Linked DNA regions of Homo sapiens: regions 1 and 2 are each linked to region 3. Evidence: chromatin loops called from intact Hi-C (ENCODE). Cell type or tissue: pancreas. All regions are shown on one strand.

The links. Peaks named below come from ENCODE experiments on the same cell type or tissue, not always from the same donor. Only the 100,000 strongest peaks of a DNase experiment are listed, where the experiment ranks them.
Region 1: a loop joins it to region 3, with 4 times the contacts of the local background. A loop is called at or near these places in 10 of 110 quality-filtered maps.
Region 2: a loop joins it to region 3, with 31 times the contacts of the local background. A loop is called at or near these places in 95 of 110 quality-filtered maps.

What each region holds. Positions count from the first base shown.
Region 1 is chr6:134,460,973-134,468,972 of GRCh38, forward strand. All of the region lies in intron 2 of CT69 (cancer/testis associated transcript 69), which reads right to left. It overlaps LINC01010 (long intergenic non-protein coding RNA 1010), which reads left to right. Exons shown (of 3, transcript NR_038217.1): 2 at 3,769-3,877. Among named protein-coding and RNA genes, the nearest start is that of CT69, 14 kb to the right of the region's middle. In pancreas, no CTCF peak of the experiment used is centred here; no DNase peak of the experiment used is centred here; H3K27ac peaks cover 2,946 bases.
Region 2 is chr6:134,819,103-134,827,102 of GRCh38, forward strand. All of the region lies in intron 2 of LOC101928277 (a long non-coding RNA gene), which reads right to left. Among named protein-coding and RNA genes, the nearest start is that of ALDH8A1, 130 kb to the right of the region's middle. In pancreas, a CTCF peak has its summit at 4,027 (motif pointing left); no DNase peak of the experiment used is centred here.
Region 3 is chr6:134,169,256-134,177,255 of GRCh38, forward strand. SGK1 (serum/glucocorticoid regulated kinase 1) reads right to left here. Exons shown (of 14, transcript NM_001143676.3): 4 at 5,256-5,331; 5 at 4,750-4,825; 6 at 4,207-4,311; 7 at 4,019-4,102; 8 at 3,768-3,899; 9 at 3,407-3,519; 10 at 2,938-3,061; 11 at 2,382-2,477; 12 at 1,768-1,923; 13 at 1,571-1,660; 14 at 1-1,180. The coding sequence ends at 1,013. Among named protein-coding and RNA genes, the nearest start is that of SLC2A12, 120 kb to the left of the region's middle. RefSeq lists silencers at 5,560-5,959, 6,070-6,349, 6,276-6,570 and an enhancer at 5,698-6,199. In pancreas, a CTCF peak has its summit at 4,871 (motif pointing right); DNase peaks (open chromatin) are centred at 5,726, 6,136, 6,436, 7,256 and 2 weaker places; H3K4me3 peaks cover 5,883 bases; H3K27ac peaks cover 8,000 bases.

The sequences.
Region 1 (8,000 bases), 290 kb after region 3:
TGGGAGGAAGCTATGCAGACAGCGTTCAAGTTGCTTTGAAGTCATCTCCAGGTAGGGGAGTGATGGTGACCTCTGGCTGTCTAGGAGATGCAGCCTAGGCATCCGCCATACTCTTGGAGTTTGTGTGTTTTTGTTTGTTTTTGAGACAAGATCTCACTCTGTCACTCAGGCTGGAGTGCAATGGTGCAAACACGGCTTACTGCAGCCTCAACTTCCCAGGCTCAAGAGATCTTCCTACCTCAGCCCCCCAAGTAGCTGGGACTATAGGCCATCACCACCACGCCCAGCTAATTTTTGTATTTTTTGTAGAGATGGGGTTTTGCCACGTTGCCCAGGCTGGTCTCGAACTCCTGGGCTCAAGCGATCTGCCTGTCTCGGCCTCCCAAAGTGCTGGGATTACAGACGTGAGACACCACATCTGGCCCGAGTTTGTGTTTTTAGCCTAATTTCTGTGTACGATGTTTTATTCGATGTAAAAATGTAGCCTAAATTCTGTGTACAATGTTTATGATATTATAGTGCGCTTTTTAGGTTTAAAATAATGTGCTATAGCCATATATAGGCTATGCGAATTTGAGGTTGCTTCTACATGTATCTCAAAATCATGAGGTTGCTTGCTGCCATGCCATTCATTGGTCAGGTGCCAATCACTAATGGTAAGGAGCTGGGGATTGCACCACAGTCAATAGTCAGAGGCTACACAGCTTTTTGTTGTTGTTGTTGTTAAAATAAAAATGAAAACGAAAGACAAGGTGAGTGAGTATATAGCTAGAATTTTTATTTCTCTCTACCTCCAATTTGTCAAGACTTTGGGTTGTAGCATTCCAGTTTATTGGAAACAACCTTGGTTTCAATTATGTTTACCCAAAGCCAAATTCAAGTCAGTTTTCAGGATGTTTGATTTTTCTCCTGTTGATTGGGTTAATTTTATGTTTTCTGCATAGTTGTTTTGTGAAAAAAAAATTGTGTAGGAGCTATAACTATCATATAACTATCAAATGTCTTCGTTGTAATGTTTTTCATCCACTAACTGTGTGACTTGAAACAAGCCCTATGACCATTCTGTTTCACTTACACAACCTGTGAAATGAGGATAATATCTGACATGTATCCTCTTTCAGAAATTCTCTGAAAGCATACTTTATGCTGATAGAGGAAAAATGACACATTGCATTTAAAGCCTTATTAATCCTCTCATCTGAGGATAATTTTCATGTCTCTATATGCCTCAGTAGGTAGCCTAAGATTATGGGAAAAAAGGAAATGTTGAACTATTTTGTGTACAATTTCTAGGAAGGAAGTGCATTTTTTAAAAAATATTTATTCATTTATTTATTTATTTATTTATTTATTTATTTATTTTTAGACAGTTCTTACTCTGTCACCCAGCCTGGAGTCTAGTGGTGGGATCTCGGCTCACTGCAACCTCTGCCTCCCGGGTTCAAGCAGTTCTCCTGCCTCGGCCTCCCGAGTAGCTGGGAATACAGGCGGTGCGCCACTATGCCTGGCTAAGTTTTGTATTTTTAGCAGAGATGGGGTTTTGCCACATTGGCCAGGCTGGTCTCAAACTCCTCAACTCAAGTGATCCACCCGCTTCAGCCTAGGAAGTGCATTCTTCTCTTGACTTTTCTCTTTATGTGCTGAATACAGTAGACCATTTCACTGGGGCCACCTGGTACCACGAGGTGACCTATGGACAAAGACAGTGGCCTGACTGAAGGTTTCTCAGGACCAGATGGGTAGGAATCTGCCCACTTTCCCTGGACTGCTTTCTTCAGGTCATCTTTCATGTGAGAGAAAAGTAGATTTCTTTTTTTTTTTTTTTTTTTTTTTTTTGAGACAGAGTCTTGCTCTGTTGCCCAGGCTGGAGGGCAGTGGCATGATCTCAGCTCACTGCAACTCCCACCTCCCAGGGTTCAAATTACTCTCCTGCTTCAGCCTCCTGAGTAGCTGGGATTACAGGCGTGTCCCACCATGCCCAGCAACATTTTTGTGTTTTTAGAAGAGATGGGGTTTCACCATGTTGGCCGGGCTGGTCTCGAATTTCTGGCTTCAAGTGCCCACCTCAGCCTCTCAAAGTGCTGGGATTATAGGCGTGAGCCACTGTGCCCAGCTTGAGAGAGAAGTAGATTTCTTTTTTGTGTAAGCTGCAGTCATTTTGGATTTTCTACCATGGGCAGCCAAACCTAACCTTCACTAATGCACACCTGTGATTTGAAAGTGTTTGGGTGCTCTTAGAAGCCACCATTTATGTCTTCTCGTTTTACTTCTTCAATAATCCTATAAAGTGCAAGGAATAAGAATTGTCATTCCTGCCGGGCGCGGTGGCTCACGCCTGTAATCCCAGCACTTTGGGAGGCCGAGGCGGGCGGATCACGAGGTTAGGAGTTTGAGACCAGCCTGGCCAGCATGGTGAAACCCCATTTCTACTAAAAATACAAAAAATTAGCCGGGCATGGTGGCGCATGCCTGTAGTCCCAGCTACTCGGGAGGCTGAGGCAGGAGTATTGCTTGAACCCAGGAGGCAGAGGTTGCAGTGAGCCAAGATCGCGCCATTGTACTCCAGCCTGGGTGACAGAGAGAGATTCCGTCTGACAAAAAAAAAAAAAAAAAAAAAAAAAGAATTGTCATTCCCATTCTCCAGTCAAAGAAACTGACCTTGTAAGATGTCGAGTGACTTGCATGTGGTCAATTAGCAAGTAGAGAAGCTGGAACAAATAGAGGCGTATTATCTCTTTAAAACAAATCACACATATGCTTACACTCAAACATGGTGCACAGGCTTTGGAGTAAGATAGACCTGACTTCACATTTTTGTGTCTCATTCCTGTAGCTTTAAGCAAATTACCTACTTTTTCTGATCTTCATTTCCTTATCTGCAAGATGGTAAACAACATCTCTAGCGATTAAGAATTCCAAATGAGATAATGTTGGTGGTCCTGCTCCAGGGTGTGGTATATAGTAGATACTTAGTAAATAGAGCTCTATTGTCAGCAGAGGCTTATCCTTCTAAAGATTATTTATACTGTGACACAAAAAGGGTAAAAAAAAAAAAAAGGAAGAAAAAAAAAAACATTATTCAAATATGGAAGTAAAATGGAGTGTAAACGAGAGCCTAGAAAGGATGTTTCAGCTTGAAGTTCTGCGTCCATAAGGAATTTGAAATATTTTGATAACTTTCTGGTTTTAAAGACCAGATTAGGCTGGGCATGGTAGCTCACACCTTTAATCCCAGCACTGTATGAGGCTGAGCAAGGCAGGTTGATTGCTTGAGTCCAGGAGTTTGAGACCATGCTGGACAGCATGGCAAAACCCCATCTCTACCCAAAGACAAAATCAAAAATTAGCCAGGTGTGGGGACGTGTACCTGTAGTTGCAGCTACTTGGGAGGCTGTGGTGGGAGGATCCCTTGAACCCAGGAGGCCACGGCAGCAGTGAGCTGTGATGACTCCACTGCACTCCAGCCTGGGTGACAGAGTCATACCCCGTGTCCAAAACAAAAGAAGAGTGAGAATAAGAATAATAAGAAGAAAAAGACCAAATTAGTGGGCCTGGATGAACATGTTTTTCGAACCCCTGGAACATCCTAAACGTATTTCTTTCTATCTGTATTTGCCATTAAATGTCACAGAAAAATAATCTTTGCTTTTAAGCCCCTCATGAAGCTCAAGAAGACGAGAAAGTAGCCATTCCAAAGAAATTTTATTTCATTTATTTTATTCTATTTATTTATTTATTTTTCACATGGAGTCTCCCTCTGTTACCCAGGCTGGAGTGCAGTGGTGCACACGCCTCACACTGTGACACAGCGGGAGAGCCCAGAGCGACAGCTGTTGGAATGACTGCACTCTTCCTGCTCAAGTCTGACCTTTCCAAGGTAGGATTTGATTACAACTAGCAATATGGAATTACAAGCAGGGAGAGGTGCCGAGACCACAAGACATCAGGAGACTAAAATAGCAAGGTGGTGAGGCAATCTGCCTTTTATTCCCCTTTCAAGCTATGAGAAGTAGGCAAATGATGCGGCTGAACAATGCCTCCTTGACTTCAGGATATAAAAACTACTTTCATGAGCTTCAAGTCAGGGTAAGTGGGGAAAATGACAATAAAAGTAAATTTAAAAAACCACATTTAAACCCAGTCAACTTAGGATATTTTGTAGTACAAGCGCCAATCTATATGGTTCCTCTGAGATGCCCACATCGCAGGAAGCCTCAAATTTAACTACCAGAAATATTCTGAGAAAATAAAATAAGAAATTCTAAGCTTATAAACGCTTTTGTATGTGCTATTTTAGGTAGTTTTCAGTATGAGTCATTTATCTCCTCCCACAACCGAACTTCAATCATGTTTCAGCTTATTCTAATTAGTTTCTCATTATCTTTTAAATTATTATTTATTTCTGCATGTATTCCTTCCTCAATTTTTAAAAATGTATTATTAAATTTATTGTTGGTAACTCTTTTTCTCAGAAACTCTAAGTTTCAAGAATTTCTCTTATTGTTATTATTATGTTTTGAGACAGAGTCTTGCTCTGTCACCCATGCTGCAGTGCAGTGGTGCAATCTTGGCTCACTGCAACCTCCATGTCCCCAGTTCAAGCGATTCTCGTGCCTCAGCCTCCCGAATAGCTGAGATTACAGGCGTGTGCCAACACACCCAGCTAATTTTTCTATTTTTAGTAGAGACACGGTTTTGAACTCCCGGCCTCAAGTAATCCGCCCACCTTGGCCTCCCAAAGTGCTGGGATTACAGGCATGAGCCACTGTGCCTGGCCAAGAGTTTCCTATATGATGCAGTCATGCTCTGAAAAGGATAAGCAATAATCTAATATGCAATATACAATGCAATAATAATATATGCTTGTATATGTATAATATTTTATAACTACAAAGACTTTCACATATATTATCTCATTTAATCCTGAACACACAATAGCATCCAACCCTCCTCCTTTTCCTCCTGAGCACAGTGTTAAATGTTCCCTATGCAATGTCTCTAGAGATGAAAGAGTCAGGAGAGAAAGACATTAAGGAATATATTTGGATATATTAGGGGACCATGAAAGGTAGTTGAACCAACACTGCATAACCTAGGCATGAGCAGTCCCAGGAGGAGTGGCTTCTCTGCTGTTTATTTCTACTATCTGGTATTGGGCAAGTTAGAACCTCTTCAGACCTCTGTTTGCTCATAGGCAAAATTAACACATACCTGCCCTGACTCCCCGACAGAGCTACCATGAGAATCAAATTAGGTAACATGTGAGAAAATATTTTATAGTTTGCCAGATGCCAAATAAATATTTTTATGAACTTTCTTTCTGTACTTCACTCTTGTGGCATCAACATTTGTGGCATTAACCTAAACAGAAGCCTCAGTCAATTAAAGAATAGAAAAGATAAACATTTTTAGAACTGTAAAGCGTGTTCTAAGAGTTTCTTGGCCATTTGACTTTTCTTATAATCAAAACATAAAGCCATTCACCTGGCAGCTGGGTACCTGAATTATAATTTAGTAACAGTTGCGCTCAAGAGGAAACCAAGATCCTATAGGACCTTTCACAAATCAGGGTTCTTATTTTTTATTATTCTCAAAGTGAAGTCTGCAGACCACCTGCATCCAAATCCCATGGCATAATTATAAACATTTCTGATTGCTGCACCCTGCTTTTACCTACTGAATCAGAAGCTCCCAGAATATGGGCCCAGAAACAAACCTTTTTTTAGAAAACACACTAGCTGATACTTATGCTCACTAGTCCAAGAAACCCAGAACTTACTGGTTGAAATTTGCAAGTTGTAAGAGAACATTTGTTCTTCATTTCTTTCCAGCAGTAACAAGATTTCTCTATCAACATTCTATTAAAAACAGATATGAGCACGTATGTGAAATAAAAGCAGCACTCCACTTGTGTGCAAAATTTGACATCATTTTTTTGAAAGTGCCTTGAAGTAATGTTATCTCAGCTTTCTTTAATTGGATGGTGCATTTATAGGAGGAGTTTGGAAAACATATTCTCTTGCAGTGTTATTCCTGACCTCTACTCAAAAAACTAACAATCTCACAAGCAGTTAAATTGATAACCAACCAGTCATTCTCCAATTAGGAGCCTCAACTCACTTCAAGTAATAACATTAAAATTCTCCAAGTGTTAGCAGTCTGCACTGTACCTTGAAATAAAAAGATAGAGATTTTGCCTTTGGTGTTCAATAAATATAGAATAATATAATATAATTTCAGAAGCTATAAGCTTATTATCAATCAGCTTCATAGAAACACAGGACTAAAATGGATTACTCATTACTAAGTCAACAGACAACTATGTGCCTGGCACTGATCTAGGGTTAGGGCCAGAGGAGTAAATAAAGCAAACAAAGCTTCCCCGGCACTTACATTCTGGTTGGGGAGGAAGAGTGTGCAGGAAATAAAGAACAGGCTAACATTTAATATTTCTAACATATCAAATGGCATGTTAGAAGATGATAAGAATAATGGAAAACAGTTTACTGCAACAGAGTTTTCAGAAGGGATTAGATTGCAATTCTAAATATGAATAACACAGCAAAAAGCAAAAAAAAAAAAAAAAGGATTTTTTTTGGCTGGTACACATGGGTATTAGTTTGTACTCTTGAAAGCTAATGGAATATCCATAGACCCTACTATACTAAATTTTAAACTCTAGGCACTGCAAAACGAGAATACTATCCACTTCTTCACACACATTTGTAGCCACCTTTACATTAGAGGCACCATCTGTAGTTATGACTGGTCTCTTTTTTCCCTGAGGTATGATCCTGTCTTCTTATCATTCCTGATATCTTCTTTCACAATTGTGCCCTAGGTAATGGTGCTCAGAAAAAGAAGCCAATCAGGAGATCTGTTTTCTGTGCCCTTTTAACACTTCTAACTCAGGCACCCAAACCAGCCTGTAGCAGAAAGAGCATCAAAGCCATCCTCTGGACTCTACACAAGGTCTGTGGATATTCAGTTAGCTTGCAAGAGTGCAAACTAATACCCATGAGTACCAGCCAAAAAATACCCTTTTTTTTTCTTTTTGCTGTGTTATTCACATTTAGAATTGTAATATGACCCTGTCAGAAAACTCTGTTGCAGGAAATTTTTGGAAAAGAACATGTAGCTTATCTGTGTCTATGAAGTCCTTGTTATTGTGGGGAAAAGAAAAGAAAACAAAAACATCGACAGCTATATATTTTCTTTTTATTACTTACTATCATTCCAGACTAAAGTGGGGAGCCCCCTTTTTTTTTTCCAGAAACATAGCAGCAGCAGAGATGTCGCTATTGTGATCAGAATTACTTTGGTAGGTGTGTTTTGGGTTTGATTTACTTTTTCACATTTGTCTTTCTGTTTATATAAAATATTTTCCTAGGGAAAAATACATGCTAAAGTTAAACTTCACATGAGTTAACTACCTACAAATTACAGCTGTTAGCCATTTTTAATAAAACACTATCCACTGCACTATAAAAACGGACTTCATTTTCATATTGTTAATGTTATTCCACTGAACAGTGCGGTTAGAAATCCCAGAAGCAAATGCAGTACAAATTGTAGAGCAGCTGTGTAGAGGTGACTTCTAATCATAATTGAACACAAACGAGAACAAATAAATCAAGGACGAAACTTCTCAACTTCTGATGCCTGGCAATGTCAGTTTTAAAGCCAGATACATACCAAGTGCCTTGCAAAAAAAAAAAATTACACAGCAGCTAGAAGAGTGACAGCAGAACCCCCACTCTTTCTGGGAACACTCCCATATACCAGAAGCACAAGGACTTTAATTTGAAACCTGATTACATATTTGAAATTGCTGGTGTTCCTGACTTTAGCTTCTTGGCAGAAATGCCAGCTGAGTGTGCACATAGCACAGGTGGTCGATGGCAAACAAGACACCTCACAGCTGCAGGCAAGGAGCTGCTTCTAAGGGCATACAGTCTGGACAGTGCCAAGGCAGATAGGCATCATACAAAGAGAGAGGA
Region 2 (8,000 bases), 650 kb after region 3:
AAAAAAAAAAAAAAAATCCTACCAACTACTTTGAAGAAATGTTTTAACTTTCATAATAGAAATTGTTAAACAAAAGTAAAGATAGCCTAATGAACCTCCTTCACCTGCCACCAGGCTTCAGTAATTGTCAACATTCTGCCAGTATTCTTTTCTCAGAAGAAATTTAAGAAGGGTGGAACCACAGGTCAAATTCAAGGAGTTGCTCAGCAGAGTTGCCCAAGACAATCTCCCCCCTCATTTTTCTTCATCTCCTCCACCAGCCCTTCTCTGACCCAACCAGGGATCAACTGCTTTTTGTGAACCAGATGAACTGTGCTTTGAACCATCACCATGGCAAATAGAAGAGGGTTTCTCATAACCCTGGTTAGGACATCTCCAAAGTCATGTTACTCTCTAGCACAAGACTCGTATCAGAAGCATCTTGGGATGACTCTGACATAAATATATTCAAGATCAATTTTAGAAATTGACGTACTACTCTGAGTCTGATACAGACATCCCTGTGACTCATAATTTCTTTTTTTGCCCAGGCTGCTTTATCAATACATGGAAAATGTAGTTCAGTCGCAGCTGCTAAAATTTACAAATATACTTCTATTTTGTGATGCTGTGTTTGAACTGATGTTGGTAATGTTACTGTTTTTATGTTCATGGGCAGTCTAATAATTTTTATATTTTGACTCATGTTAGAAATTACTCAACTCTGACTATTATCTTGATTTTTCCATCATTTTTGGTCAAGCATATTAACAATTTGGCTTGACTAAAGGAAGCTAGAAATGAATATAAGAAACACCAAGCCTTAGAGTAACTCAAGAAGGAAATAGACTTTCTGCATTGTTCCAAGGGAAAAGAGGAGACATTGGAACTTATGTTGAACTTGGTCTAGTAACCACAATAAAAGTGGTTACTCTGCTCTGAACTTGGAGTCCACAGCACCCATGGCTGGACTTTCTACCCTGAATTCAGTCCCTTAATGACTGAGCTTGCTGGCAGGCACCCAGTGTCTCAGCTGAAGATTACACCTCAGACCCTAAACTCTCCTAGCTCCCTAATTTCTCATTTTGGTTAAGTATGCCTGCAGAGACGACTTGCACTAATTCCCACTTAGACATACCCAGATTTGAGACTACATCCACTTTTCTTAACATACACATGTCCTTACCCCCCCTTAAAAAATGCTGACCTAGTTTAAGTTGCCATCCAAAATTTTTCTTATGTAAATCCCTACTACTACACACAACTGAGCCTTTATCACCTCTTAAAGTCCTCCAGGACTTTGCAGATATAGTCCATCTCATAAACTCCTTAGTCTTAGATAACCTAAGGCTCAGAACATCCTACGTCCTAATGAGGGTATCTCCAACTTCTGCTCATTTGTTCATTCAACCACTGGTAACATGTTCAAGGCACTAGAAGCTGTTATCAACCCACATACTTACAGTCCTGTAGAGGCAGAGACTTTGACACAGAAGGATGATACCTTGAGAAGTGTTAGCTCTTTTCCACCTGACTTTCCATTAATGACATGCCATAAACCTCCTCTTGACACCTAGCTCCAGCATGCTTCTTGCGGCTTTCTGAGTGAATCTTGGATAACATTGCTTTGCCCAGGAAGGTAACCTCACAAATAGGCTGTTCCTATTTCCACACATCTCAAATTCATCTAGTATGAAGCTTCAGAAATGACACCTGACATGGCAGATGTTCCTCTAAGCATCCCCATGGATGTCATAAACCCTCACCCCCAACCCTTCAGTCTCTCAGAGGTTCTAACACTTGCTTCATGCTAGTGAACTCAGGCATGTTCTTCATCTCTCTGAACCTCAAGAAGCAAATAACATTTTCCAGTGCACGTGGGAGAGGCAGGGGATGATGAATGAAGCAGCAGGCGCAGAGACCCCCACTGAGTGGCAGAGGTACTGTGAGGCTGCCTTTCTGACAATAACCCAGGTCTAGTGGGACTGGAGCCCCCAACAAAAACCGAGGGCAGATCCTAGAGGAGCACCATTCTTTATCTTCTTCTCAAGATTGGGAGGGACACGCTGTTCACACTAAACTCTGCATCTGGAATTTGGGCCTAGACATGCCACAAAGCCTTCTCCTCTTTCATGGCTCTGCTTCTTTCCAGACCACAGCAGCAATTGTCTCAAGAAACTCTGGCCATCCCTGTTGAGGGACCCAGGCAACAAGGCAAGTTTCTGGTTTTTTGGAGCTTCCAAGCCCTCGCTGAAACCATCTCTACCACCTTAAAAGCTTTAGCTGGCACGCTTAGGAAAGTCTTACGAAGTACATAGAGATTTCTTGGATCATTTTCAATTACTAAAGGAAGGTACCAATTGTTAAAGAAAACAAAAAATTACCCACAATGACTGTGAAGTCTTTTTATTCCCCACTCTAGGTAATTTGTTCTGATTACCACCGTTCCAAAAGACAAGATTACACACCAGTGAAGCAAAGAGATAAAAGGGGGAAATCTGTTCCCTGCTGAGGCCGTATCAGAGCTCAACCCGTGTTTGGAAGCAAAGGCAATTTTTTTTTCAGCCCTAATGAAGCCTTGTTAACTATGAACCCTGGGGCTGAACTGATCTAGTGAGAGGAGTTATTTGGTGGGTGGTGGAGGGGGTTTAACAGCGGATTGGTACATTCAGAGATTATTATCATTCTTATCTTTCTTCTTAAAGCAAAAGAACTTAAATATGTACTAAAAACTGTTCTCACTGGGGTATAGAAAGGAATTGGAAGAACAAAATTGAAGTCCATCATCTCCTTCAGACAGAAATATATATGACCCACATTTGTAAGAGACAGACTACGCCTTGCTTCTTTCTCCCCCCTATGTTGCCAGTTCTCTTTGTCAGCAACTCTCTTGTCCTACTGGGATAACGTTTTAACTGTGGTACATAGGTTAGAAGCACACTATTTGTTTACAAGGGGATAAATGGTTGTTGCAATTACCGTAAAAAGCAGCAAACAAATGACCTTCAGGACTTGCCAGGAAAAGCAGTGGGTCTTTCTATGTGTTGAAACAATCTGGGCTCCACTGATGGTAAACACGAGGCAGAGACATGGATCTGGATGTGTCCTCTGGGGAGGGGGCAGGGATTGACACAGTTACAGAATTTGATCCACCCCATATTCTTCCCTTGGAGTTTAATTTCCATATAACTGAAAACATCTGAAGCAAACAGAGAGAAGCACTGCTGGACAGACCCATATCACAAGAGTAGGCAAAAAAAAAAAAAAAAAAAAGGAGCTCAAACACAACAGCTAGGTGTTTGATGTCATTCAATGATTCAGTTATGACTTAAGCGAGCTTCGGAAGTCGTGCGTCAAATGATAACCTGCATGAGAGAACTCAGTATAGAGCTGGCCTCAAGCACAAGGACATAGTTCTACAACTACAGACCCTAAAAAAAATTCATCATGGAAAAAAAAATAATAGAATTTTTCCCCTGGAGAAGCTTATGTTTAGATATTAGATACGTAAAAGACTGAACTATTTGTATAACCTCTAAGATTCTTTCCAGCTCTACAATTCACTGCATACATAAATGGGAAATGTTTAGGCCCAGGAGGCATACCAATGTGTACAAGTATACTGTTATTCATTTGATTCTTGCCCCGTATGCTTTACAGAGTCTAATTATCTAAATGAGATTTGGTTAAATAAAAATTGATATTTCTGTATGACAAGTATATATTTACATAAAAGGCAATACATATCCCCACAGTTTTCATTAAAATGGAAAAATAAAACGTATTTTAAAAAGTAATTGGAGAAGTTTTAGAAAGCACCTGGTTGAGGATTTCTTTGTTTTACAAATGAGGAATCTCAGGGAATCTTGGAGGTCTGTTCCTTCCAGGCCTCATTCCAGGGAGGGGCAGATTTGGAACTAGAGCCCAGGCCTCCAGGCTCTCACGCCTCTGTGGTCCGTGGTCCGTGGTCCGGGGCTTAGGTTGGCCGGTAGGGGTAGGGTAATAAATCTCATTCGCCAAATGAGGAAACAGCGTCATCTAGTGGAAATTTATCAGCGTATTCTAGACATGCTGTTATCCCTAGCTCTGCTGTCCCTAATTTCCCAAGACAACATTTCTGGACCATTTTCTCTCCCCCATGTTTCCAAAGCCCAAGAATCTCCCAGTGGGGCCCCCTCCTACAACCTCCTCACCCCACAGCATATTTCAGTCTCTTCTCTGCCAAACTTTCCAACATAGCCCCAGGAATCAATCATTTGCCTCAAGGGCCACCGGGGCTGTTGTCCTTTGAGTGTTTTTTGTTTCAAGTTTTCATCAAAATAACCCTGTTAACCACGGCTTCAGGCCTTTACCAAATGGTGTGGCAAATCAATTCCATCATTTATGAAGATCCAGATAGATACTGCTTTTCATTCAGCCACACTGAGATGATCCTTGTTTTTCCCCTGCTACCATCAAGTTAGGACACTTTGGTTGCTTTTGAAATAATTCATCAGGGAATTTCCCAGGACAGTTCTGTGACCAAGCATGTGGACAAGCTTCAGTCAAAACTTAGGAGGTATTAAATAGAAAACAAAACATGTAACAAGTAATTATCCCATATGATAAATGTTCCATTATGAGAAAGCACAAAGGGAAGGGGGAAATTCATTCTGCTGAGGTTAGAAAAAGCTGCATGCAAGAGGAAACACTAGATCTGAGTTTTGAAGGAGATAGATGGGCCTTTGATTTCTAAAGAAATGGGTGTGGTATGCTAGGCAGGGGGAACAGCAGAAGCAAAGGTCAGGAGTCCTGAGAGTACAGCATGTGATAAAGGATCAGGGCCCAAGAAGATGGGTGGGAAGTGATGTGGAAGGCAGTTCAGGACTGGAACAGAAAGATGCTTAGATGCCATCGCAGAAAACTTTTTTTTTTTTTTTTGAGACGGAGTCCCACTCTGTCACCCAGGCAGGAGTGCAATGGTGCGATCTCAGCTCACTGCCACCTCTGCCTCCCAGTTTCAAGCGATTTTCCTGCCTCAGCCTCCTGAGTAGCTGGGATTACAGGCACACACTACCACGCCCAGCTAATTTTTGTATTTTTAGTAGAGATGGAGTTTCACCATGTTGGTCAGACTGGTCTCAAACTCCTGACCTCATGATCCGCCCACCTTGGCCTCCCAAATTGCTGGGATTACAGGTGTGAGCCACCACGCCTGGCCGAAAACTTGGATTTTAGATGCAATTAGACACTATCAAATTATGGGCCACAGCAAAAAAACTGTGTTTGAAGTCTCCAGGTAATAAAGTACTTTATTCATCCCAGCTGTTTTGAAGCTACTTTCTACATAAAATGGTTCCCTTATTTCATGGCTTGTGAAACAGGCTCTGAAAATGAATTATTTGTCAATGCAGGGACAGGAACTCAGATCTGTTGGCTCCCAGTCCATTTCTTCATAGTAAAGAGCTAAGAGCATGAAATGCTTATTAGAATAATTAAAAATTTTTAAATTAGAAAATCTTGTAGGTCTTCCTCTGATTTTTGTTCCTGTATAAATCCTCTAAAAGTATTAAATATATGTAATTGTCTTTTAATCATATCCCCCCATCCAATCCGAGTCTGCTATATAAATGAGAAAATAATCCAATAGGCAATCTATTTGAAAGCACTAATACGAGAAACAGAAAATTTTCAGACTAAAAGAGATGATAAAAGAGGCAAATGTAAACCACCATGGACTGAAGAATACAACATGAGAGAAGCAAAAGCTTTGTAAAGATTTCTAGGAAATTCTGATTCCATTGGTTTCATGAGGACATCAATCACACTGATGTTGTTACCGAAACACCAAGGGTTCAGTCTAGGTCCTGCTGCTGGCTGCACAGAAAACCAATCACTGAGATGATGACATGCCAAGGAAGAAGGCTTTAATTGGGTGCTACATCCTAGAAGATGGGGGCTCAGTCTCAAATCCATTTCCCTGGCCAGGCATGGTGGCTCATGCCTGTAATCTCAACACTTTAAGAGGCTGAGGCAGGCAGATTGCCTGAGGTCAGGAGCTTGAGACCAGCCTGGCCAACATGGTAAACCCCATCTCTACTAAAAATACAAAAATTAGCTGGGCATGGTAGCACACACCTGTAGTCCCAGCTACTTGGAAGGCTGAGGCAGGAGAATAGCTTGAACCTGGGAGGCGGAAGTTGCAGTGAGCTGAGATTGCACCACTGCACTCCAGCCTGGGTGACAGAACAAGACTCCATCTCAAAAAAAAAAAAAAAAATCCATTTCCCTTATCAACTGAAACGTGGGTTTATATAGCAGGGAGAAAAATGTAACAATGTGTAAGAAAACAGGAACTAGGGAGGGGCAAAGAAGAAATCATGACGAATGAGGGGTCAGGCATCTCATTGTCTGGATCTGGTGACTTCGTGAATTTCAGTCCTTTGATACTTTTTTTGAGAGGTATGAAAGTCCTTTCATAAGAAAGGAACTCAGATAAAACGAATATTAGTTTCAAGCTTTAAGACTAGAAAGGTCAATTTCTATGTTTATCAAAAAGAACTGTCTATGGGACCATTGGGTCAGTTTTTTTGTTTTGCTTTGTTTTGTTTTTTGAGACGGAGTCTTGCTCTGTCACCCAGGCTGGAGTGCAGTGGTGAGCTCTCCGCTCACTGCAAGCTCTGCCTCCCAGGTTCATGCCATTCCCTGGCCTCAACCTCCCGAGTAGCTGGGACTACAGGCACCCGCCACCACACCTGGCTAATTTTTTTTTTTTTTTTTTTTTAAGCAGAGATGGGGTTTCACCATGTTAGCCAGGAAGGTCTCAATCTCCTGACCTCGTGATCCACACGCCTCGGCCTCCCAAAGTGCTGGGATTTTAGGCGTGAGCCACTGCGCCCGGCCAGGGTCGGTTTTGATGTCAGAAAAGGATAGTACGTAGATGTCATTAAAAGACAATCATGGCAACCAACTCTAACTTGGTTATTTAGAGGCCAGCATTTCTTTCTTTCTTTCTTTCTTTTTTGAGATGGAATCTCGCTCTGTCTCCAGGCTGGAGTGCAGTGGTGCGATCTTGGCTCACTACAACCTCTGCCTCTGGGTTCAAGTGATTCTCCTGCCTCAGCCTCCCGAGTAGCTGGGACTACAGGTGTGCCACCACACCCAGCTAATTGTTGTATTTTTAGTAGAGACAGGGTTTCACCATGTTGGCCAGGATGGTCTCAATCTCTTGACCTCATGATCCACCCACCTCAGCCACCTGAAGTGCTGGGATTATAGGCATGAGCCACCGCGCCCGGTCAGCATTTCTTTGTAAGAGCTTTCTAGGTCAGGTGCAGTGGTTCATGCCTGTAAACTCAACACTTTGGGAAGCCAAGGCGGGGGAGATTACTTGAAGCTAGAGTTCAAGATAAACCTGGGCAACAAAATGAGACCCCATCTCCACAAAAATAAAAAGACAAAAACATTAACCAGGTGTGGTAGCACATGCTACTTGGGAGGCTGAGGTAGGAGGATGGCCTGAGCCCAGGAGTTCAAGGCTACAGTGAGCTATGATCACACCACTACACTCTAGCCTGGGTGACAGAACCAGACCCAGTCTCTAAGAAATGAAAGAAGGAAAGAAAGAAAAGAAGGAGAGGGAAGGGGGAAAGAGGGGGGAGGGGAAGAACGTTGTTTCCGAAATTGGTCAGTGTTTCCTATTCCTGCTTTGCTTATACAAGCAGAGTATCTCCTTGCTAAAATCTTGACTCAAAAGGCAACCCAGCCACTCCTGCTCTTGTTTCTCTTATTAGCTATATTTATTCAATTGCCAGGTCTTGCAAAACTCTACTCCATTTTCCAGGCCTTGGCAATAGATAATACAAGATATGTGTCTGGGCTGACATTTTTATCCAAATGAATGCCAGATATTTCACAGAGAGCTAAAAGCTAAAATCATATGATGTGGTGCACTGGCCAATGTGGTTACTGCAGTATTTCATGTCAAGGCTAGCATTCCATTCATCATTCATCAAGTGAACACCCAGTGGGATAAGGAACAA
Region 3 (8,000 bases):
TATTTTTCAAGGTTTTATTGCAAACCAAAATCAGTTTATCACACACAAAAAAAGTTGTGTGATGGGATGAGGGAAGGATTGTACGTATTATAACCATGTTAATTACAGTACATTAAAATGGTGGTTTACATTACAAATAAGCCTGTAAGTTTAAATATACTAGTGTTATAACCCAATGTACAGACGTTCTTTATACAATACATACAATTATCAGGAATGCAAAAAAAAAAACATAAATAATGCCCATTTTACAGGTGACATTTTAAACAATGAAAAACACCAACGGCTCTGACTGACAACTGGGGCATTGGTCCATAAAAACCCTTTCTAAAAATAGAAATATTTGTAGCAGCAATGCTTTCTTTAAGCATCTGAATACGAGTCATTGCAAGACCATTTCAATAAATTTTAGTTATTAACCGTATCTTACAAAAAAGTCTACACATAAATTTATCTTCCAAATATGGAAGAAACAAACAATGTCCCACGTTGTAGTGTCCTGCAAGTGTCACATTGATGCTTATAACAAAATCCATCTGTGATCAGGCATACCACACTCACACGACGGTTCACACAGCATATCCACAAGGGAAAATAAAGAACTGAAACACTGCGATAGGAAAAGCTTTGGAGCTAACACAATCTCTTCAGAAAAGGCACATTTCATAATATTCGTCATCACAGCCCAGACAGATCTGCAGGAGACCTTTTTTAGAACAGCGTCCGCTTTCTAACGAAACTCCTGCCTCCGTCTAAGGCGGCACTCTAACGCTCGTTTCAGAGATAGCACCACGTTGGAAGGAAGAATAAAAATGAAAACCTCATGAGCTCACTGAGGAGAATGTGCTCTTCAAAAAGCTTCCAGCGAACAGTGTGCAATAAGATTGCTAAGCTTCCAGAGATGTGCAAATTCTCTTGTAAGATGTCCTGTCAGCTGGCGGCTCCACCAAAAGGCTAACTAAAACATTCGGAAACACACATAAAATCCTTTAAAACCAAGCCCTAACAGGGTTCAGAGGAAAGAGTCCGTGGGAGGCGCATAGGAAAAGCCTAGGAAAGCCTCGGCAGCTTCCTTGACGCTGGCTGTGACGAGGACGCTGTCAGGGGACTTGCCAATGGAGTTGGGGACAGGCTCTTCGGTAAACTCGGGGTCAAAGTGCCGTAGGTCGTTGGGCCCACTCTGTGACGGGAAGGGAAAAACACTCTTGTCAAGAACTCACACTAGACACAGGACAGGGAAATCTTGACCAGGCTTTAAATACCAAGTTTAAGTCTTATATCAACTTCCATAATCACCCACTTCAAGCACAAAATCTCAAAAGGCTACACACAGTTAAACATAAGAATAATGTTCACTTGTTGCCTTTTGGTGCTTCGAATTGATAAATGTGTCTAAAAATTATGGGAGCCTTGTTGGGACACAAAAATGTGCTTTTTATGTAGGTAAAATAACAGGTTTATGGAGAAAACATCTGCCAATGTATTCCTTCCAACCCTCCCCCAGACAATTCTGAATTAAAATAAATGCCCTTTGGGCTTCTCTATACTTAGAAGAGAGACAGATACTCACCACATTTGGGTTAAAAGGGGGAGTAATCTTCTTATTAATGAGATCATCCCAGTTAATTAAGGAGAAGAAGACATGACTCTTAATCTCCATCTGTTGATAAGAAACCCAAGATTAATTTAGACAGGTGCATTCAATAAGGGCAGGGAGGTCTAGTGCACGTCCCGGCCGGCCCAGGAGGACAGGAAAACATCACTCACGAAGTCATCCTTGGCCCCGAGCCGCTTTGTCCTGTCCTTCTGCAGGAGGCCCTCCAGGAGGTGTCTTGCGGAATTTGTAATATTTGGTTTCAGCTGGAGAGGCTTGTTCAGAATGTTGTCGTACATTTCAGCTGTGTTTCGGCTATAAAAAGGCGGCTGAAAGAAGGGGAAAATTACTTTAGACTTAATTGGAAGTTTCATATGGCACACATTACCAGTAGAGAAAAAGATATAAACGGCAATAAATATTAGGCTCGATTTGAGAAACTCTCCCCACCTCAATGCTTTCTTTTCCCTTGCTATTTAAGTGTCTACTTTGCAACCCGTGTGTGTGTTTGTGTGTGTGTGTGTGGAGGGTGAGGGGGTAGATGTTAATAAGTGGTAGTTTTTCACCACCACACAGGTTCAATGTGGTCCTATCTAGTAAAATGTGAAATGCACAAAAGAACCAGGTAAGTGATTATTCTTATGAACTATAAAATAACCAATATGCCTCTTAGCTGCTTTTGATAAGCGTACTGGTAAGGGCAAGACACCATGGCCAAGCATGGGCTGTGTGAAGGCAATATTGTAGGGAGCAGGCAGTGTTCCATGGTTCCCAATGTGCCACTCACCAGGCCATACAGCATCTCATACAAGACAGCTCCCAGGCACCACCAGTCCACAGTCCTGTCATAAGGCTGCTTATGAAGCACCTCAGGTGCGAGATACTGAAAAACAGACCAGGGAAACAGCGTTTAGAACCTGCGAAAGCAAGCAATCCCACGACCACACATTTAGTTTGAAAAAGCTGAGAGACCCAGAGCCAGCTTGGAAGATAGATATCTTTAGATTCCTTCCTGATAAAACTGCTGGACTTTTTGAGGGTGACTGGCTACCTATGTGTACTGACATTTAGGAAACTGCTGGGCACTTGATATCTCTTACTTAGGGATTTAGAAAGTTTTTATGATGCAGATCTTACTTACAAACAGCTACTTTTCAGTAAAGGAACAGAAGGACTTGGGATTTCTCATGCTACATCAAACAGCAAATGTATTTTATTTGCACTGAACTGTATTAAGAAGTCTCTGAGAGGAGTTTACTCTTTTTGGTAGTTAAGTGCATGATTGTACATCTCTCTCTTGGAAGGCGGGGGTAAACCAGGCACCAAACCAAGACAGCGCCTACCTCCGGCGTGCCACAGAAGGTGGATGTTGTGCTGTTGTGTTCAATGTTCTCCTTGCAGAGTCCGAAGTCAGTAAGGACAATGTGTCCCTGTGAATCTAGCAAAATATTCTCTGGTTTTAAGTCTCTGTAAAAAAGTGAATAGAAAAGTAGTTGCACAAGTTAATTTCACTTCATAAGATATCCTCTTAAAGATAATTGCTAAAGGTATTAGAGGCATTTTAGGTTCACTGTAGTTGTGTAGTGAAGAAAAAAGGGAGCCCTTGTTCTGCTCATCTATTCTGGATTAGGCACAATCCTACTTGGCTGGTTCCCCCTTGGCACTTAAGTCAAGCCAGCTCACGTGCTAGGGGATCTGGTTTTAGGCAACCAAGTTGCAAATAAACACAAATTATTTTAAGGCCCTATGAAACAGCCAGTGCTACGTCTCCTTTATACCAAAACTGGTAGCCTGAAGAGCTCTCAGGCTTACCTATAAACGATGTTCAGTGAATGCAGGTAGCCCAAGGCACTGGCTATTTCAGCAGCATAGAAACGAGCCCGTGGTTCCAGGAAGCAGCGTTCCCTCTGGAGATGGTAGAACAACTGCAGGAGACAGAACAAAGTCATTCTGGGTTGCAAATGAATTTAATTAGTTTTGACATACACAGCAAAAGAACAACTGCAGGAAGTGGCCCCAAGTAATCTATTAACTATAAACCTGACAGGTTGAAGGAAATGCTAATTCTGGTAACATTCTCCCCACCAAAAATCTTTGAAAACTTTTTTCTCAAACTAAAACAAAGCAGGCTGTGCAGAGACACTAAGAGTTGACTTCTATCCCCCCTGCTCACCTCTCCACCATTAATGTAGTCTAGGACAAAGTACAATTTGTCAGCAGTCTGGAAAGAGAAGTGAAGGCCCACCAGGAAAGGGTGCTTCACATTCTTCAACAGAACATTCCGCTCCGACATAATATGCTTCTCCTAGGAAAATGACGATTCAGATTTAGTGGCATGTTTCAACTTGGCACCAACATTCCAGAATCAAGATTATTCAAGGAGTGTCTACCGCCAATGCCAGCCCCATCAAGCACATCTCATACCTCTTTCTTTTTCAGGATTGCTTTCTTCTGTAAAACTTTGACTGCATAGAACACTTCTTCTGCCTTGTGTCTTGCTAGAAGAACCTGAAATTTCAATTTAAAAAAATCATTTTTCTATCCTCATCCAGGGAGAATACAAAAGAGGACATGAAGGAAGTGTACCAAAAGATCTTCAGATTTGAAATTACCTTTCCAAAACTGCCCTTTCCGATCACTTTCAAGAAGTGAAAGTCAGATGGTTTAGCATGAGGATTGGACGACGGGCCAAGGTTGATTTGCTGAGAAGGACTTGGCTAGAAAAAAAAAAAAAGAATTTCTTTTAATACCATTGCTTCAAAGGAAGACATCTATAACATAAACGATGTAGAAAATGTTACATCTACAAATGACTGATGCAAATGACCATACATCTATAAACATTCAAAACTACATTTCATCACATTTCAAATGAGTATGGAAACTGCACACAGTCATGTTGTTTCAGACAGATAAAACCTTTTTATGAAATATGCCTTTTAAAATAACCACTTTGGAGGTAAAATATGCCCAGGAAAAAAATAAAATAATACTCTGACTCAATACTTAAATATTTATATCACTTGTTATGCCATAATGAAGCATTCCTGCCTTGATACTAATTTCTAGAAATGCTATTTTAATCCATTAATGTAGGAATACTAACTGACTCCCTTACAGTTCTCCACAGATGCACGGCACATACAAAAACTTACTGGAGGAGAAGGGTTGGCATTCATAAGCTCAGGCTCCTGAGGTTGGGAGATCTTCAAGATGGACTGAACTTCAGGGCTGCAGGGAATAAAGGGCACGATTTAGAATCCAGCTCGCCACTAGGGGGCACACCAACATCAAAAGTGAGTTTCTGGCTCTACCGACTTCTACCCGGATAATTCACTGTTTAAACTGAAAATACCCCAATACATTAGTCAGTTAAAGAAAATAATAAACCCCATTAAATACAGAAATAAGGATTGTTGCTCATGGAGAAAGGCCGTGAATTCGGCCAACACGAACCATTTATCTTACATCTCCAGTTCAAGCCAAATCAGCAAATTAACTTTAATGTTTAAAATGTGTCAAATATATTAGAATTTAAGGAGAAATGAGATCCCCACCCCAGAAGAAGTCTTCGCCTTCCCGATAAACGCCGTGATGAGAATGTTTACCGCTGGCAAATTCAAACTATACTAGTTATTTCCTCAAATCCGGTCAAACTTACTGTTTGCATGCATAGGAGTTATTGGCAATCTTCTGAATAAAGTCGTTCAGACCCATCCTCCTCTGCTTCATGAAAGCTGTGGATGAAGGAGGAGAAATAAAGAAACGTTTAGACGGCTTCATAACGTCCGGCGCCACACACACTAATCTGATCCGGGACTTTCAAAAAATTTCCACTTTGCGTCTCCTGGAGCAGAAGTCCCGCAAGATTCCTGCACTCACCGATGAGAATTGCCACCATGCCCCTCATCCTGGAGTAAGTGAGGGTGCCCTTAGCAGCCTCAGTTTTCACCGTCATCACCACCGCGGGGAGACAGAAAGACGTTAGCGCTCAAAGACCGGCTCGGCGTATGCTGCGCCAGGCCGCGCGCTCGGCCTTATAAAAAAGGCACCGCCGCGGGGGCGGGGCCTGCGCGACAGTGAGAAGTGGCCCCGCCCTTCGCCTCGCCCCTCGCCCCGCCCCGGCCGCCTCGCGGTTTGCTGGCGGCTACGCTGCCTGCGGCGGGCGGTTCTGTCCCCATTGAGAGGGCGAGCCCCGGGCGGGGGCGCGAGGACCGCCCGGGGACGGCCTGGCGCAGGGCCGTTATCAGTCTCCATCGGCTCCTGGGGCAGGAGAGAGAGAACGCGCCGGCGGAGGGCGCGGGGAGGGCCGGAGAGCCCGGGGTAGTTTTCCACCTCTCTCATTTATTCCGCCGCCGGAGAAAGCCGGGTTCGCAGCGCCGAAGCGCTTCCCGGCGGGTGCGCGGCGGCCACGGTGGCTTCGCTCACTGTCCCTGCAGATACCCTCTCCCCGGCCAGGCGCCGTCCTGCGGCCGGACTCCCACCCTCCTCCCCAACCCGAGCCGGCGGTGCGCGCCACCCTCCGGGGTTTATCCCTGGGGCGCAGGCCTGCGCGCGCGACCTCGCCCGCCAGGTCCTCCCGTTCCCGCCGCCGGGACCCCGGCCCCGAGAACTCCGACGAAAGCCGGCCCCTGCCTCCAAGCCGCTCTGGGGAAGTGAGCCAAGCCCCCAGCGGGGCCGGCGGCGGCGCTTACCCAGTCCGCTCAGCAGGAAGGACTCGCTCCTTTTCTGCGCCTCGGCCCTCTTTTTGTGGCGGGGCCGCAGCAGGGACTCGAGCCGGGCTCTGGCCAGCGCGCCCTGCATCTCCCCCATGGGCAGCGGGCGGCGGGGCGCGCGGCAGACGAGAGCGACCGGCGAGCACTGACGTTTCCTTGAAGGAGCCGCCGTGACTCAGGCCGGGCAAGATTTCCTGCCCCGAGTCCCAAAACAAACAAATGGCCCTTGTGCACGGTCGGGTCGCTTCCGAAAACGCCTTTTTTGTGCTTTTGGCCAAAACCAAGCAAGGCTGAAAAATCCCAGAACTTGGAAGAGGAGGAAGGAAGGAAAGAAAGAGGGAAAAGGGGGAGGGAGAGGTCAGGAATGTGGAGGGGAGGGGGCGGAAATAAAAGTCGTCTCTGCACTAAAGGAAGAAGTACAATCTGCATTTCACTTTTTTTTTTCTGAAGTAATCTCTGAGAACATTTTGTCCGTTCCGCATGTAATTTTTTTCCTTGCATTTTTAATCTCTGCCATGCCAAGAACACGTGAGGAGGTAACAAGCGAAGGGAGGGGTAGCTTTGCCCGGGGGCAGACCTGGCGTGAACCGGGCATCCTCGATTCCTCTGTGGGGCCTGCTCCTCTCCCGCTGTCCCACCTGAAAACCCTGCAGGTCATGATACATGGTCTTAAAATCGTCCCTACCCTCCCTGGGTTTAACTCAAGGCTGCCCCAGGGCTTCTTAGTTTTGCCACCTCGCTCGCTCTTTATGTGAGTCCCACATAAACTGTGACTTTATCCTGAAAGATTAGCCGGGTGACTCCGCTGCAGAAGGCAGGGAAGAGAGGGAAGCTCGAGGCGGCGGCCCGGGCTCTGCAGAACAGCGATGCCGGTGCCTTCCAGTAACCCCGCGGCTGGGGGATGTCTGGGAGCCGCAGCCTGACCGCCGGCGCGGGGACGTGAGCCAGTGCTGGCCGGGAAGCCGCGAGCACGGCGACTGGGCCCGGAGCGGGCAGTTACAAGTTACCACTATTCGCAGGGCCAGGTACCTGGCGCTCGCTGTTGCTGTCTGCGGTGGCTGCCCTGCCATGACCTCTTGCTACCAAAGGCTCTGCCATTTTAAAGTTGCCTACTGGATCTGGCACAGTCCCGAAATACCAGCTGTCAAACCAGGAATAGCATGTGAAACGCCTTTTCCTTGGTCTTGGGCAGGGGTTTGTTTTGCAGGCAAAACCACCCCCACTTGCCCTAAAGTGAGCTCTAGTCTCAACTCCTTGGTTTGCTTTGTTGCAACAGCCCCAAACCGAGAGAAGGGAAACACATTCTCTCTCCTGGAGTCTGGCTGGGAAAGTTTGCTCAGTGCCCACACTTATAAAAAGCATTTACTGGGGCCGGGCGCAGTGGCTCACGCCTGTAATCCCAGCACTTTGGGAGGCCAAGGCGGGCGGATCACGAGGTCAAGAGATCGAGACCATCCTGGCTAACATGGTGAAACCCCGTCTCTACTGAAAATAGAAAAATTAGCCAGGCGTGGTGGCGTGCGCCTGTAGTCCCAGTTACTCGGGAGGCTGAGGCAGGAGAATCGCTTGAACCCGGGAGGCGGAGGTTGCAGTGAGCCGAGATCACGCCACTGCACTCCAGCCTGGCAACAGAGCGAGACTCCGTCTCAAAACAAACAAACAAACAAAAACAAAACAAAAACAAAAACAAA